Linked DNA regions of Homo sapiens: regions 1, 3, 4 and 5 are each linked to region 2. The links are chromatin contacts, found by Hi-C or POLR2A ChIA-PET in ENCODE. All regions are on one chromosome and are shown on one strand. Each heading gives the region's core, a stretch centred on a gene start or an enhancer-like site at or near the end of the contact. The rest is flanking DNA. Distances are from core to core; before and after follow the strand shown. Region 1 holds the start of CYFIP2 (cytoplasmic FMR1 interacting protein 2). Region 2 overlaps EBF1 (EBF transcription factor 1). Region 3 holds the start of THG1L (tRNA-histidine guanylyltransferase 1 like). Region 4 has its middle 21 kb from the start of ADAM19. Region 5 holds the start of MIR3142HG (MIR3142 host gene).

What was found. Hi-C counts contacts between places; a loop is a spot of excess contacts on that map. ChIA-PET counts read pairs that join two places held with the same protein, here RNA polymerase II (POLR2A). Pooled maps may share reads with other maps.
Region 1: a map of OCI-LY7 shows a loop between it and region 2 (6-fold over the local background). The contact joins the promoter of CYFIP2 here to the enhancer-like site in region 2. A Hi-C loop is called at or near these places in 1 of 168 maps with a recorded cell type or tissue (OCI-LY7), 2 of 37 single-sample maps with no recorded cell type and 4 of 50 pooled maps.
Region 3: a loop to region 2 is called in a pooled map, with 4 times the contacts of the local background. The contact joins the promoter of THG1L here to the enhancer-like site in region 2. A Hi-C loop is called at or near these places in 2 of 50 pooled maps. POLR2A ChIA-PET finds 5 or more read pairs at or near these places in 2 of 52 experiments (Panc1 and naive thymus-derived CD8-positive, alpha-beta T cell).
Region 4: a loop to region 2 is called in a map with no recorded cell type, with 5 times the contacts of the local background. The contact joins two enhancer-like sites. A Hi-C loop is called at or near these places in 2 of 37 single-sample maps with no recorded cell type and 2 of 50 pooled maps.
Region 5: a loop to region 2 is called in a map with no recorded cell type, with 4 times the contacts of the local background. The contact joins the promoter of MIR3142HG here to the enhancer-like site in region 2. A Hi-C loop is called at or near these places in 5 of 37 single-sample maps with no recorded cell type and 2 of 50 pooled maps.

The regions. Positions count from the first base shown.
Region 1 is chr5:157,264,673-157,267,372 of GRCh38, reverse strand. It overlaps CYFIP2 (cytoplasmic FMR1 interacting protein 2), which reads right to left and starts at 1,250. Exons shown (of 31, transcript NM_001037333.3): 1 at 1,178-1,250. RefSeq lists an enhancer at 34-143 and a silencer at 824-1,343.
Region 2 is chr5:158,952,807-158,955,523 of GRCh38, reverse strand. The region is part of intron 6 of EBF1 (EBF transcription factor 1); the gene reads left to right. Among named protein-coding and RNA genes, the nearest start is that of EBF1, 150 kb to the left of the region's middle. RefSeq lists an enhancer at 1,168-1,297. Within about 2 kb of position 1,448, at least 5 of the 41 ENCODE cell types and tissues checked have a DNase peak (open chromatin) inside an H3K27ac peak, as active enhancers do; they include OCI-LY7, where a contact is called at or near this core.
Region 3 is chr5:157,729,993-157,732,692 of GRCh38, reverse strand. It overlaps THG1L (tRNA-histidine guanylyltransferase 1 like), which reads right to left and starts at 1,273. Exons shown (of 6, transcript NM_017872.5): 1 at 1,062-1,273. The coding sequence starts at 1,252. RefSeq lists enhancers at 997-1,356, 2,673-2,700.
Region 4 is chr5:157,595,211-157,597,910 of GRCh38, reverse strand. No RefSeq gene overlaps it. Among named protein-coding and RNA genes, the nearest start is that of ADAM19, 21 kb to the right of the region's middle. Within about 2 kb of position 1,295, at least 5 of the 41 ENCODE cell types and tissues checked have a DNase peak (open chromatin) inside an H3K27ac peak, as active enhancers do.
Region 5 is chr5:160,466,844-160,469,543 of GRCh38, reverse strand. MIR3142HG (MIR3142 host gene) reads right to left here and starts at 1,293. Exons shown (of 2, transcript NR_132748.1): 1 at 1,104-1,293. RefSeq lists enhancers at 1,189-1,348, 1,379-1,608, 1,076-1,712, 1,713-2,349.

The sequences.
Region 1 (2,700 bases), core at 1-2,500, 1.7 Mb after region 2:
CCTAACTGGGACACAGACAGGAGGCAGGAAATGGGAACACAGGAACCGACAGTCTCCTGATTTGCCCCTCCTGCCAGCAGGCCTGCCTCCGTCTCCCTGCCCATGCTGAGGGCACAGGCACCCAGGAACTAGCAGAAAAAGATCCTTGTCCCATTCTTGGCCTAGCTGGAAGGACAGCTGATGGCTCATCAGCCCTGGTGAGTGTTTCCACTGTGCTGGGGAAAGTAGGCAAGCAAAGGTCAAAATCAGATTCCCTGTGCTGGGGAGGCACCTGGGCTGTCAGTGTCCTTTCCAGCCGGGTTCTGGATATAGAGGGCCATACTTATGTGGAACATGCTACCTGCCCCCATCCCCAAGCAGAGAGCACCTCCTCCTCTTCTTTTGCACATAGGTGGGCTGTTCTTTGGGGTGAGGGGTAGGGCTGACCTGAAAAGTAGACGCCACAACAGACAGGCAAGCATCTTCCTGGTTCTTCAGAGCTCAAGAAAAAAACCACCTTTTCCCCCAGGAGTCAGCCCACTCATCCCCTTCCCCCACTTCCACCGTGCCCGCAGCCAGCTTGGTGAGCGATGCTAGTGTAGGCCAGAAAGCTTCCAAGCGGGTCAGACCTGCTCCTCTCTCATCAAAGCCCTCCGCCCCCAAACATCGACGCTGCGCCCCTCGCCCCACCCATCACACGTTCTGTGTGCCCGAGGCGGCTGCCAGGCGGGCCCAGGCGGCTCTCGCTGGCCCTGGGGGAGGTGACGGTGGTCACGGCGGCAGAGGCAGGGGCCAGCGCTCTGCAGTACCTGGACTCGAGGATGTCGCCGCTGCCGGGCTCGCGGCCGCTGCAGGTGTCTCCGGTCCCTGAGATTAGCACCGCCTCCTCCCGGGCTGGCGGCTCCGGCCCAGGCCGCGCACCTGCTGCTGCGGCTCCCCCGCCGCCGCGCCGGAGCTCCGCGATGTGCCCGCGCCTCCCGGGCAGAGGGTCCGTGCCGCGGGACGCACGGTGGGTCCGAGGGGGAAAGGGGCCGCGTGGGGCCTGAGGCCGGGCCTCGGGCTAGCCCGGGCACAGCGCCGAGCGCCCCCCGCGGGCCGGGAGAGGGGGCGGCCCTTCGCGCATCCTCACGGCCTCATCCCCGTCCCCGGCGGCATCCTAGTCCCCGTGCCCGGCCCGAGGCCTGCGAGGGCCGCTTACCTGGCTCTGCGGCGGGTCCAGGGGAGGGGCCTGAGGCTACCGCAGGGCCCCGCGCCGGGGCGCAGGATGCTCTGCCCCGCTCCGCTGCGCCGCGCTCGGCCCCGCCCCGGCCCCGCTGCTCCGCCCGCCGCGGCTCCGCCCCCACCCAGCGCCCGCCCCTTCGCCGCAGCGGCTGTCACACAAAGGGCAGGAAATGGCTGCGGCGAGGGTCTCTCCACGCTCTCCGCTGTACCGCCGGCGCACCCAGGACCTGCCTCTCGGTTTCGGAGGACCGCTCAGCCCCCAGGCTTCCTGCCCTGGGGGCGGGAAAGGGAGGGAAGGCTTCTTCCACGGCCTCCATCACCGGGAACCACACCTGCAGCAACCCGAGGACGAGAGCTTCGGCCGCGTTCGGATCTTATTGGCCCCACATGATTTCCAAGTGCTCTTTTATCAACCCAGTCTTTATTGATTACCTATCCTGTTCCAAGTACCGTGCCAGGACTTGGGTGTGCACTGGTGTACAAAAGACAGGGTCCTGCCCCCTTGGAGTTTTATCACCTGCCAGGAGAAACAGGTGTAAATTAACCTAGCAAACGTCCAGTTACAGCCCAAAGTGCTCTGAGGAGAAGGAGCAGGGTGAAGTGACAGAAGATGCAACTGGGGCTAGGGGAAGGGGCCTTCCACCAATTGAGCTTGGTCGCTGATAGGGCTCCTTCGCTTAAGAATAAGTTCTTCCGCTCCCTTCCAGTTCCCTGGAGAAGAGTCCCTGAAGCTGCCACCTCTTTTACAGGGGCCTGCCTCAACTTCATTCTGGAAGAATTGCCTAACGGACAAATAGGTGGCAGGAAGCACTGAGAGGACAGGTACCTTTCTCTTCAAGGCTTATCTGCCGTGTCGGGCTCTTTAAAGAAGCAATTATCTGCCCAGCGGTGGCTCACACCTGTAATACCAAAACTTTGGGAGGCCGAGGAGAGAGGATTGCTTGAGCTCAGGAATTGGAGACCATCCTGGGCAACTCAACGAAACTTCATCTCTACTAAAAATTAAAAAAAAAAAAAAATAGATGGGTGTGGTGGCATCCACCTTTTGTCCCAGCTACTCAGGAGGCTGAGGTGGGAGGATTGCTTGAGCCTGGGAGATTGAGGCTACAGTGAGCTATGATCCTGCCGCCGCACTCCAGACTGGGTGACAGAGTGAGACTCTGTCTCAAAAAAAAAAAAAAAAGAATGAAAGAGAGAGACGGGGGGAGAGAGAGAGAGAGAAAGGAAGAAAGAAAAAGAAAGAGAGAGAAAGAAGAGAAGGAAAGAAAGAAGAGAAAGAAAGAGAGAAAAGAAAAAGAGAAAGAAACAATTCTCATTGAAATCCAGCCTGGTAGGCCTTCAGACCAGGCTGAAGTCAGGCTGCACCAAATTCTAACCTTGAGACACCTGAGCAGGTCACTTCACCACTCTGCTCCACAGAGGTCACCGTATCTGCAACACAGGGAATAACAGTTGCCCTTTATACCTTACAGGGTAAATAATTTGAAAACATTTGAGACA
Region 2 (2,717 bases), core at 199-2,698:
CACTCTGGCCCCTGTGCTCTGGAAAGAGAGGAGCAGTGAGATATGGCCATTGTTGATATGAAAAGCAGAAGGTGGAGGTCCCAGGCTGCTGAGTTAGCCCTCAGTTTGAATCCTGCGTCTGCTGTTTTTTAGCTCTAAGTCCTGAGGCCTCTAATATACATCTACTCTGCAATTACTTCTCTCTCTCTCTCTTTTTTTTTTAGATGGAGTTTCGCTCTTGTTGCCCATTCTGGAGTGCAGTGGTGCAATCTCGGCTCACTACAACCCCTGCCTCCCGGATTCAAGCGATTCTCTTGCCTCAGACTCCCAAGTAGCTGGGATTACAGGTGCCCGCCACCACTCCCGGCTGATTTTTGTATTTTTAGTAGAGATGGGGTTTCACCATGTTGGCCAGGCTGGTCTTGAACTCCTGACCTCGTGATCCGCCCTCCTCGGCCTCCCAAAGTGCTGGGATTACAGGCGTGAGCCACTGCGCCCGGCCCAATTACTTCTCTGTAATTTTTTTCCCCTGAGGATTGGTGGGGAAAAAAAATGCTTGGCACATAACACTCCATGTTAAGTTTCAGGATTATTTCTTCTTTTTACATTATTTTAGTTTTTTGTTCATATGTACTCAGGGCTCACACTTTGCTTGGCTCCGTAAGTCCTAGAGAAAAATGGTATGAGAAATGAATTCACATGAAGCATTAGTGCCTTAGTCTCTTACTGTTTTTACCTTTCCCGTGAATATTTGTGCTTACAAAATGGTGTCCAGAAAGGCAGTGCCTCAGCGAGATAAATATGTTTCTAATCTTAGCATCTTGGGCAGAGTGAGGCTGGCATCTGAGGTCAGGGAGGCCACAGGGCCACGCTACTGACCGCATTGGTAACAGACTCCATTAGGTTGACAGAAAGGTTAAGGTTCCTGGAATCTGTCTCTAAATTCTCCGTACCCCCTCATTAGGTTAGAAGCCAATGCCAATACAAGTAACCAATACCAAACCCTCTCTTGCTTACAGAGGCATTATTAAGTTGGGGGCACCCTAAGAACAATTCATTGCAAATAATTGTTGGCACATTTATTCTCATGGCACAACTTTCAAAAGCAAATTAATTATAAACTGGTTGCAATTTAATTCAGTTTGTCTGGATTATGTGTTTGCAAGGCCTAGAGTACATTTGGCACCGTTGCTGGCACATTTGGATTTTAATGTCTTTGACAAGCCACAGCTTCCTTGGCCTGGGTAAACGGCCTACTGCCATACTGTCATTTAACTAGATTGCGTCAGAGTGACTCTTTAGCTTCGCGGTGGGTCTTCAGTTTACAACCTCCACGCCACCCCATCAGCCGCACGGGCATAGATCTCAACATGTATCAGGAAACTGGAAGAAAGCTGTGAACAGAATACTCTGAGAAAATGATGGTTAATCGTGTAGAAAAGTTTAACTATTTGCATCAGCACAATATTACACAGGCACATACGACTTTCAGTTCCCTAAACCTGAGAAAAGGTTTAACAACATTGTGTGAAATCTGACATCTTGCTATTCATATAAATGTGAAAGGCAGATTGGGAAAAATACAGTAAAATCCCCGCTTTTGTGCAGAGAATGGTGCATATTTTTCCCCTAATTATGGAAGGTAGCCTTTTATTTCTTCTGAATTCATTCATTTCTGAGCCTGTGTTTTCAGCTTGCTTATGAAACTCAATTATAAAACCAGGGTTAAAAATTAAGTCAAGTCACAGGCTATACTCCTCTTTGATTCTGGGGCTCCTGAGAACTTCCAGCCCTCTGCCACTGGCTTGAAAAATCTCTACCCTTACAAATCTCTCAAGCTTTCATGCACCTCTCCTACACAGCAGATTAATTAAGGAAAAAGATGGAAAACTCCTGGCACCATTTTATCTTTCCAAACTGTGATTTGCCTCTTCCCCCTAAATCTTCCCTTCCCTCTCTTCTGCTCCTTTCTCAAAAAGAAAGTGTATGATTGTCAACTTTCTGAGTTCAAGACAGTGGAGGATTAAACTGGCCTTACTGAGATTTGAACTTGTGACTCAAGTCATTGGATTTTGTGAAAGAGGCCCAAACTCTCCGGACTGGACAGGTTACAGCTCCGGTTTCTGTCCCTCTGCTGCCTTTTCCTGGGTAGCATGATGATCTCTGGCATTTATCTATCTATGAGGCTTGCAAAATCGCGGCCTGTCATAATGGTAAATAAAATGTGTTAAAGTTAATATGAAGAAGAAAGGAGCAATTACAACTGCTTAAAACAGTCTTCAAATATACTTAAGCAGAGGTTTGCCACGTAAACACACAATTAAAGCAGGAATTTGTGATGGATGCAAGGGTTTGACGGTCCCAGACATACTGTTTACTGGTGTAGTTAGCAGATGGATAAGTCAACTGATCCCAGATGTGCAGCTTATAAATATAAACTCATGTCTTACTAGTGATGTATGTCTGCAAGTAGCAACAAATTACTTTCTATTTAACTCTTGACTGTTTACTAGGGGGAGCTTTGTAATGCTCACTTGCTTAAAAAAAAAAAAGGATTTTTAAACAAGTTTCCTCTTTTAAAAGTGGTAACCAAATATCTAAAAAAAAGGTACTTTGGTGCAGAAGTTGTTTTAAAGGACAGGTTTAAATAGGCTTACTTTTTTCTTTTAAGTTCAGATACCTAAGCCTTATGTCCCTAGCCGCAGTTTTCAGATATTTGCAGCTAATTAATTCTTAGG
Region 3 (2,700 bases), core at 24-2,523, 1.2 Mb after region 2:
CTGAAATTGAGAAAGCCAGACAGAAATGCTAAGCCTCAACTCTCCTTTCTGTGAAATGGGAATAAAAGAATATTTACCTCATTGGGTTGTCCTGAAGATTAGGGAGAAGATAAAAGTAATCATACCTAGCTCCTAGTAAGTGCTCAATAAATGTTAGTTATAATAATCATTAACAATGCAGCCCTCTTCAAAGATTAAATTCCCATCTTTCTGTTATATTTCTTTCTCCCCCTCCCTCTTTTTCTGAGACAGGGTCTTGCTCTGTCACCCAAGCTGGAGTGCAGTGTCCAATCACCGCTCACTGCAGCCTTGACCTCCCAGGCTCAAGCGATCCTTCCACCTCAGCCTTCCCAGTAGCTGGAACTACATGTGTGCACCACTGCGCCGGGCAAATTAAATTTTTTCTTTTTCTTTCTTTCTCTCTTCCTTCTTTCTCTCTCTCTCTCTCTTTTTTTTTTTTTTTTTTTTTTTTTTTTTGTAGTGGCGGAGTTTCACAAACAACAACCACAGAAAAAACAAAACAAAAACAAAAACTTGGTCTCCAACTCCTGGCCTTAAGTGATCCTCCTGCCTCCCGCGCCCAGCCTTCTCTTTTTTTCTGACTCTCTGTTGAATCTAGTCCATGTGGCCTGTTACTGATAATGAAGCACAGACGTTAAGTATTGCCCACAAGCAAGGCTTACACAGACTTCTGAACAGTCAGCATTCAAAGATATCTAACAGAATAGCTAGGCAATTGGCTTAAGAGCTTAAATATTGTGCATGAGAGTGACTTTTAACAACAGGTCCTTGCTAACAAGTCTCTGTTCACTTAACACGGGCACTCCAAGCCAGATCCTCATCACGGGAGCACATCGCCCATTCAATTACGCTAACAGCCAGCGTTCAGGCACTGTCCTAGCCAACACGCAGGGCGGGGCAATGCTCCATGCTGCGCACTCATTGGCTACCGCGTTACCCTGGTAACCGTGACTGGAGCGGGCGGGAGGACTTGCAAGGGAAGAAGCTGGATTCCCCGGAAGCGCTGGCGCATCGCGACGCCCCGAGTCGAGCTCGCTCACCGATGGAAATTCCGGCCGTCCAGCCGCACTACCACCCAGCAGTGTGCCAGGCAGGTGTCGTCAGCCTCGAAGTCCCTCACGTACTCGAACTTGCTTTTTGCCATGGTCGCCCCCAATCTCAGGTACCGTCTCAGAGTGATGGAAATGGTGGCCAAGGAATCGTGAACCTTAACTTTACAGGCGCCCCACATTCTACACGCGGAAAGGAAAGGGCCAGATAGCCCCGCCCCGGAAGTGTTCTCTTCGCGGCTACTCTAGCCGTAGGGCAGTCATAGTCTCTCTCGCCTCTCCCTGTAGTTCTTAACCTCCCAGGCAAAGAGGATGGAGGTTTAGGTTCCTCCGTTAGCACCTTCCACGCTTGCTTCTTCCTCCTCCCGTCCTGCGGCAAATCAGTCTCACGAGGTTTTTAAAAATTATTTTTTATCTGCTGGTCTTGACTTACTGGCAAAAGCAATCAGTGTCCCCGTTAGTGCCCAGATCAAAATCATACCCCAACCTAAAAAAAAAAAAAAAAAAAAAAATTCTTTTTCTGGTGTTTGAAGGTGTAGCTGTGATGTTTCCCCTTTTCTTAGTGGCATTTATTAACTTGTAGAAAATCTGGAATACACCAAAACTATAGTTAAGAAAATTAACACTTTGTTTCTCCGTCTTTCCCATCAAAGCATTGTGGATGGTTCCTTTCAGTCTTTTTTCTTTTTGTGTATGTAGGTTTACACAGGGAATGCACAAGATTGGAATTATTCGCCTATACAATGTTTATATATTTTTCCACTCAGCTTGAGCATTTGCCAGTATCATCAATTATTCCAAAGTGTGATTTTTAAAAGAAAAATGGACTCAATATTCCAACATATGGGTATACTAAATTGATTTATTCAACTTTTTCACCATTAAATAATCACAGAACCAGTGTTTGATATCTTGTTGCTGGTGGATAATAGTAAAAATAAAATCCTAATATTTGTGTCATACTTTGTGATTTACAAAGCTCTTTCAAATTCATTACCTACTTACTTACTTTTTTTTTTTTTCCATCCTCAAGAAAGATATTCAGGCCAGGCACGGTGGCTGACGCCTGTAATCCCAGCACTTTGGGAGGCAGAGGCAGGAGGATTGCTTGAGTTCAGGAGATTCATACCAGCCTTGGCAACGTAGCAAGACCCCTGTTCCTACAAAAAAGAAAAAAAATTATCCAGGCTTAGTAGCCCATGCCCGTAGTCCTAGCTATGGGAGGATGAGGTGGGAAGATACTTGAGGCCAGGAGTTCGAGACTGCAGTGACCCATCATTAGCCACTGCACTCCAGCCTTGGTGACAGAGCAAGAATCTGTCTCTAAAGAAAAAGAAAAATATTCAAACAATATAAATCCTTTTATATGTAGCAAAAAGTCTCTCACTGACTCCTAACAACATACTTTAGGCAGTTACTGTTACCAGTTTTTTGTGTATCCATACAGGGATCTATATCAGTATGTGTGTATATCCTCATAATAGTACCACAAATGGTAGTCATCACTCCTTTGATGCTCAGAGTAACATCAGAGGGATGCAAAAGAGGAACTGGGATTTCACCTTTACAAAGGGGAAATCTGAGACTCAAAGAGAAAAAAATAATTTACATAAGGTCACATATGTGGCAG
Region 4 (2,700 bases), core at 46-2,545, 1.4 Mb after region 2:
TAATTTTTGTATTTTTAGTACAGATGGGGTTTCGGCATGTTGGCCAGGCTGGTCTCTAACTCCTGACCTCAGGTGATCCGCCTGCCTCGGCCTCCCAAAATGCTGGGATTACAGGCGTGAGCCACCGTACCCGGTCTATGTGCACTCTTTTAGTATGTTTGTGGCACTTCAATTAGAGTTAAAAAAATAAATAACGCTTCAATGAACATCCTGATAGCTATGTTTTTGCAGAAATTCCTGTTATTTTCTTTTGACTGAATTTCTAGAAGTGGAATTGCTGAATAACATGGTTCAAACATTTGTATAGCTTTCAATGTCTCTTATCAACTCTCCAGGGGCTGCTTTTATCTCCTTGTACTTAGCACTTGACACCGTCTAACAGATGTTTGTTGAATGGGTGAATGAATGAAGGCCTTCTTTCAGGTCCTGGAATGAATAGAGGCCTTTCAAGCCTGAGAATGGTGGCTGTCTCTGCCACCTGAAACTTTCTTCCCTCTGTTCTTCATACCAACCACAAACTCTCAGCTCAAAAAACAACTCAAGAGAGCCTTACCCCACCATGCTGTCTAAAGTAGTCCTCCTTTCTCATTCTCTCTTTTAGCATCAATTGTTTACAAATATCAATGTGTAATTATTATATTTTATGTATATGTGTATTTGCTCACTTGCTTACTGTCATCTTTCCCACTAGATGCTAAGTACCGTGAAGATAGGAATGACATGTGTCTTTGTCCACTCTTATAATCCCAGCAGCTAGCACAGTGCCTAGAATGGAGGAGGCCTTTGCATGATTGAGATATTTTCAGTCACAAGTGACAGACCTCTAACTCAGACTAGCTTGAGCAAAAAAGAAAATTATTGGCTCATGTAGTTGAAAAGTTGAGGCGGCTGACTTCAGGCATGGCTAAATCCACAGGTTCAAATAATAATACTAGGACCTTGTCTCTCTCTTTCTCCATACCTCTTACCACTGTTTGACTTCATTTTTTAGACAGGTTCTTTCCTGACATGGCAGCAAGAAGACAACTCATAGCTCCAAACTTATATTGCTTACCATCTCAGACGAGAAGAAAGCAAATTTTTGATAGAGCTGTCAAGAGTCTTGGGGAAGATGCCCATTGGTCCAGCTTAGGGCCATATACCCATCACTGAGCCAAGCACAGTGGGTTTAATGATGCAGTTCTACACCCAGGCGTTGTGTTCTTGACTATTCCTGAGCAGTGGTTGGGGAGGAGAGGAAGATCCACCCACTCAGACCACAAGAGCAGATGTGAGCAAGGGCTGACTTATTTGCCTAATTCTCACTTCAACTTACCACTCAACCAGCTGCAGGAACTCGACTTTCTGAGTGTGTGCAGCCATTAACCTAAAACTAGGCAGTCGAGACCTACAGGTCTTCGAGCTGTTCTCTGGCTAAGTGGAGCCAGCTGAAATTAAGTGCTTTATTGATTGCCATTTTAAACAATAATTTCAACTTTCATTTTAGATTCAGGGGTACATGTGCAGGTTTGTTACATGGGTATATTGCATGATGCTGAGGTTTGGGATGTGAATGATCCCATTACCCGGGTAGTAAGCATGGTATCCAATAGCTTTTTTTTCAACCCTTGCCCCACCGCTTCCCCCTCTAGTAGTCCCCGTTGTCTATTGTTTCCATATTTATGTCCATATGCACTCAATGTTTAGCTCCCACTTATTTATGAGAACATGCAGTATTTGGTTTTCTGTTCCTGTGTTAATTTGCTTAGGATAATGGCCTCCAGCTGCATCCATGTTGCTGCAAAGAACATTATTTCATTCTTTTTTATAGCTGCATAGTATTTCATGGTGTATATGGACCACATTATCTTTATCCAATTTACCACTGGTGGGCACCTAGGTTAGTTGATTCCATGTCTTTGCTATTGTGAATAGCACCGCAATGAACATGTGAGTGTATGTGTCTTTTTGGTAGAATGATTTATTTTCTTTTGGATATATACCCAGTAATGGAATTGCTGGGTTGATGGTAGTTCTATTTAAGTCCTTTGAGAAATCTCCAAACTGCTTTCCACGGTGGCTGAGCTAATTTACATTCCCACCAGCAATGTATAAGCATTCCGTTTTCTCCACAGCCTTGCCAGCATCTGTTGTTTTCTGACTTTTTAATAATAGCCATTCTGACTAGAGTGTGGTATCTCATCGTAGTTTTGATTTGCATTTCTCTGATGATTAGGGATGTTGAGCTGATTGCCATTTTCAATTGGGTAGTATATTGCTGGGTTTTTCCTGAATGCTTTTGCCTCTGCAGTTTATTTAGGGGTTTAGGTGGAGATCTGTCCTTTGTAACAAACATAGGGGTGGAGTTCATATATAAGATTTTTTCCTTTCACAATCCTTATTCTAAATGGGTCTGTTTATACAAGTTTCTTGATCTGTTTAAAGATCACACCCCCACTCTTCCCGTTTTATCCACATCCTTCTCCTGCTTCAACCAGATCAACCCAAAGTTGACTGAGCTAAGTGAAAAACAGGAATTTTCATATTGGTATGCAGGGGTATATCAGATACATAAACTTGCTGGCAGCCTTAGTATTCACAGCCTTGCAGACTCACCACTTCAGACTTTTAATCTGGTTCCCTTTTCAGGATTTGTCCATGACCTTGAGGAAGTCAATTTCCTCTTTCTGGACCTTAGTAGCCCTAGCTATAAAATGAAAT
Region 5 (2,700 bases), core at 44-2,543, 1.5 Mb before region 2:
TGTTAATAACGGGGATAAAGTGTCAGTAAAGCGCTACACTCAGAAGGGTTTGGGGCAAAATCAAAGCAGAACCAGGGCACACAAATAAAATAAAGGACACTGCACTTTGGGAGGCCGAAGCGGGCGGATCACCTGAGGTCAGGAGTTCAAGACCAGCCTGGCCAACGTGGCGAAACCCTGTCTCTACTAAAAATACAAAAATTAGCCAGGCATTGTGGCGCGCATCTGTAATCCCAGCTACTCTCGAGGCTGAGGCACAAGAATTGCTTGGACCCAGGAGGCGGAGGTTGCAGTGAGCCGAGATCTTACCACTGCCCTCCAGCCCGGGCGACAGGCCGGGAGCAAGACTCCATCTCAAAAAGAAAAAGAAAAAAAAGAAAGAAAGGACACTGAATGTGAAGGTCTCAAATGACAAGAAAATACCGTAATACAATAATTAAACCCATTGAGGCATCAAGAAAGAAAAGTGACACTGTTTGCCAATTAGTATACAAGTCAGGTTCAGTATGTAAAAGATTCTTTTTAAAAAAATAGAAAATTTAAAAAAAATTCTTACTATCCAAAGACAAGATTGAAATTGAGAATAGGAACACAATAAACAAAAAGTAATAGCCATAGTCTTCCAACCCTGAAACCTCCTAAGAGCACCATATTTACTGTCCAATATTTTCATGCTATTGTCACTGCAAGAAAGTTTATGACTTGCTAAATAGAGACCACAGTCTACAACTCCAGGTTTAAAGCATATTATTTTATCATCCATAGAGATTCTAAACCACTTCCTGACCCCACTCTATCCCCCCCCACCCTGAAAATAACAAAAGGTTAAAAATATGTCCCTTTTGAAAATGGAGCCACATCTTTACTAAAGCACTGGAAATATCTCCAAGTCACTGACATTTTTATATTTCTAGACCATGACAAAAGTCTCACCTACTTGATTCTAATGTCATTTCAATATGCCTTAAACATCTTGATTATATCTTTAATGTGCCATTTACTCTGCAATAATCCACTGTACAAAAGCCTGCTGCCTCTCAAACAGAAGATAAGTACATAATAAATCAGCTTGCAATGATTATTTTTTCCCAGCTCATACTCACAGCGAGCTCCTAAAATTTCATTTTATTTTATCATTTCCAATTCAGCCGCTGTTCTCCCCCTCCTCGTTGTGCTACTGTCTCCTGTCCATCCTGTCCACCCTTTGGCATGCCTTCCGGCCCAGGGTTTACCACTCCAATCGGCCCTGCTGGTGCCATCCAGGAAAGGAAGAGCGGTCAAGCGTCTTGGAGAAAGAGCATCTTTCTGGAGAGACTCTTATTTGCTGGGGTAGAGGAAGGCAGCTAAGGCCTATTTGCATATGCTTTTATTCCATTTCCACACCCTGCACGCTAACCCTCTCTGGAAAGTCCCTTCTAGATCCCTCCTCGGCACAGCGAGGGAGGAAGAGGCTGGGCCGGAATGGAAGGTTCCAGCCTGGCAGTGTCAGCTTCTCTCCGCGGAGCTGAGGGGGAAGCCTCCACCTTCCCCATCATGCGTGCAGGGTCTGGACCCCCGGGTCGGGGACCCTCTTGCAGCACGTGTCAGGAGCAGCCTGGTGCTTTGGCCTGCGCGCTCTAGAGCGTTCTGTGCAGGATGCGCCTGCTCCCCTGCAGCCTCCCCCGAGGAAGTTCTGGTCAGGCGCTGGGTCCCCAGGCTTCCTGTCTGTACTCTCCGCAGCCCCGCGGGGAAATCCCGAGAGCTTTATCGGCTGCCCAATGAGCCTGTTGGCTTTTCAAGTGCGCGCAGGCTGAGTTTCAGCCAAAACCTCAATTTAAACGTTAACCAAAAATAAATAAATAACATGTGTGCAGGCATTTAAAAAGAGAGACTGCCTTTGGGGAGAAGATCAGGCAGAAAGCTCCCTTGTTTCATTGCTGCAGATACACGAGGCCTGGATTTGCTCACCCTTTGAACAAAGGGATTCTTTGAACTGTAAACTGACCTGGCAGGCGGAACACTGAGAAATCTTCCTGAGCACCTTTCTCTGGAAATGTGAACATTCAAGGCAGTCTTGTGTGTCAGCTAAAGAGAACAGTCATAGCTAAATTTTAATGGGCACCTACTAGGCACCAGGCACTCTGCTAAATGTATCACGTGCATCATCTTCCCTAATCCCACAGCAATCATCCATAGCAGGTAGCCCGAATTATTATCTCCATTTTGTGATCCCCTTTTACTCATAAGGGAATTTTATCTTTGGTGAGGTTAGGGGGACTTGCCTAAGGTCACACAATTAGTAAGTGTTTCCATGGGTGCCCTTAGCTGCTCCTTTTCCCAAACTGGAAAGAACGTACAAGGCCTTTGGAATGTGCAACTGCAAATTCAAATTCCCAGTCGAGAAAATATAGCTTCCTTTCCTTGGTCACGTGCTCATGGACCGAAAAAGACCAGCTCAAAGGATTTTGCTTCCAGGCAGATGTAGTCACTTTCCTGACCTCCCCTGAAGGTTTTTGTTGCTTATCTTGCTGAGCTCCCAAAAGGTTTGTTTGAACGTCTACTATAGATAACGTTTTTAAAAGCAAATATTTATTGAGCAATTGTTATACACCAGACACTGTTCATAAAAACATGTTCTTATTTAATACTCCTAAGAACCCTAAAAAGCAGATACTATTCTTAGATTAGAAATGAGGAAACCGAGGTTCCAAGAGAGTCGAA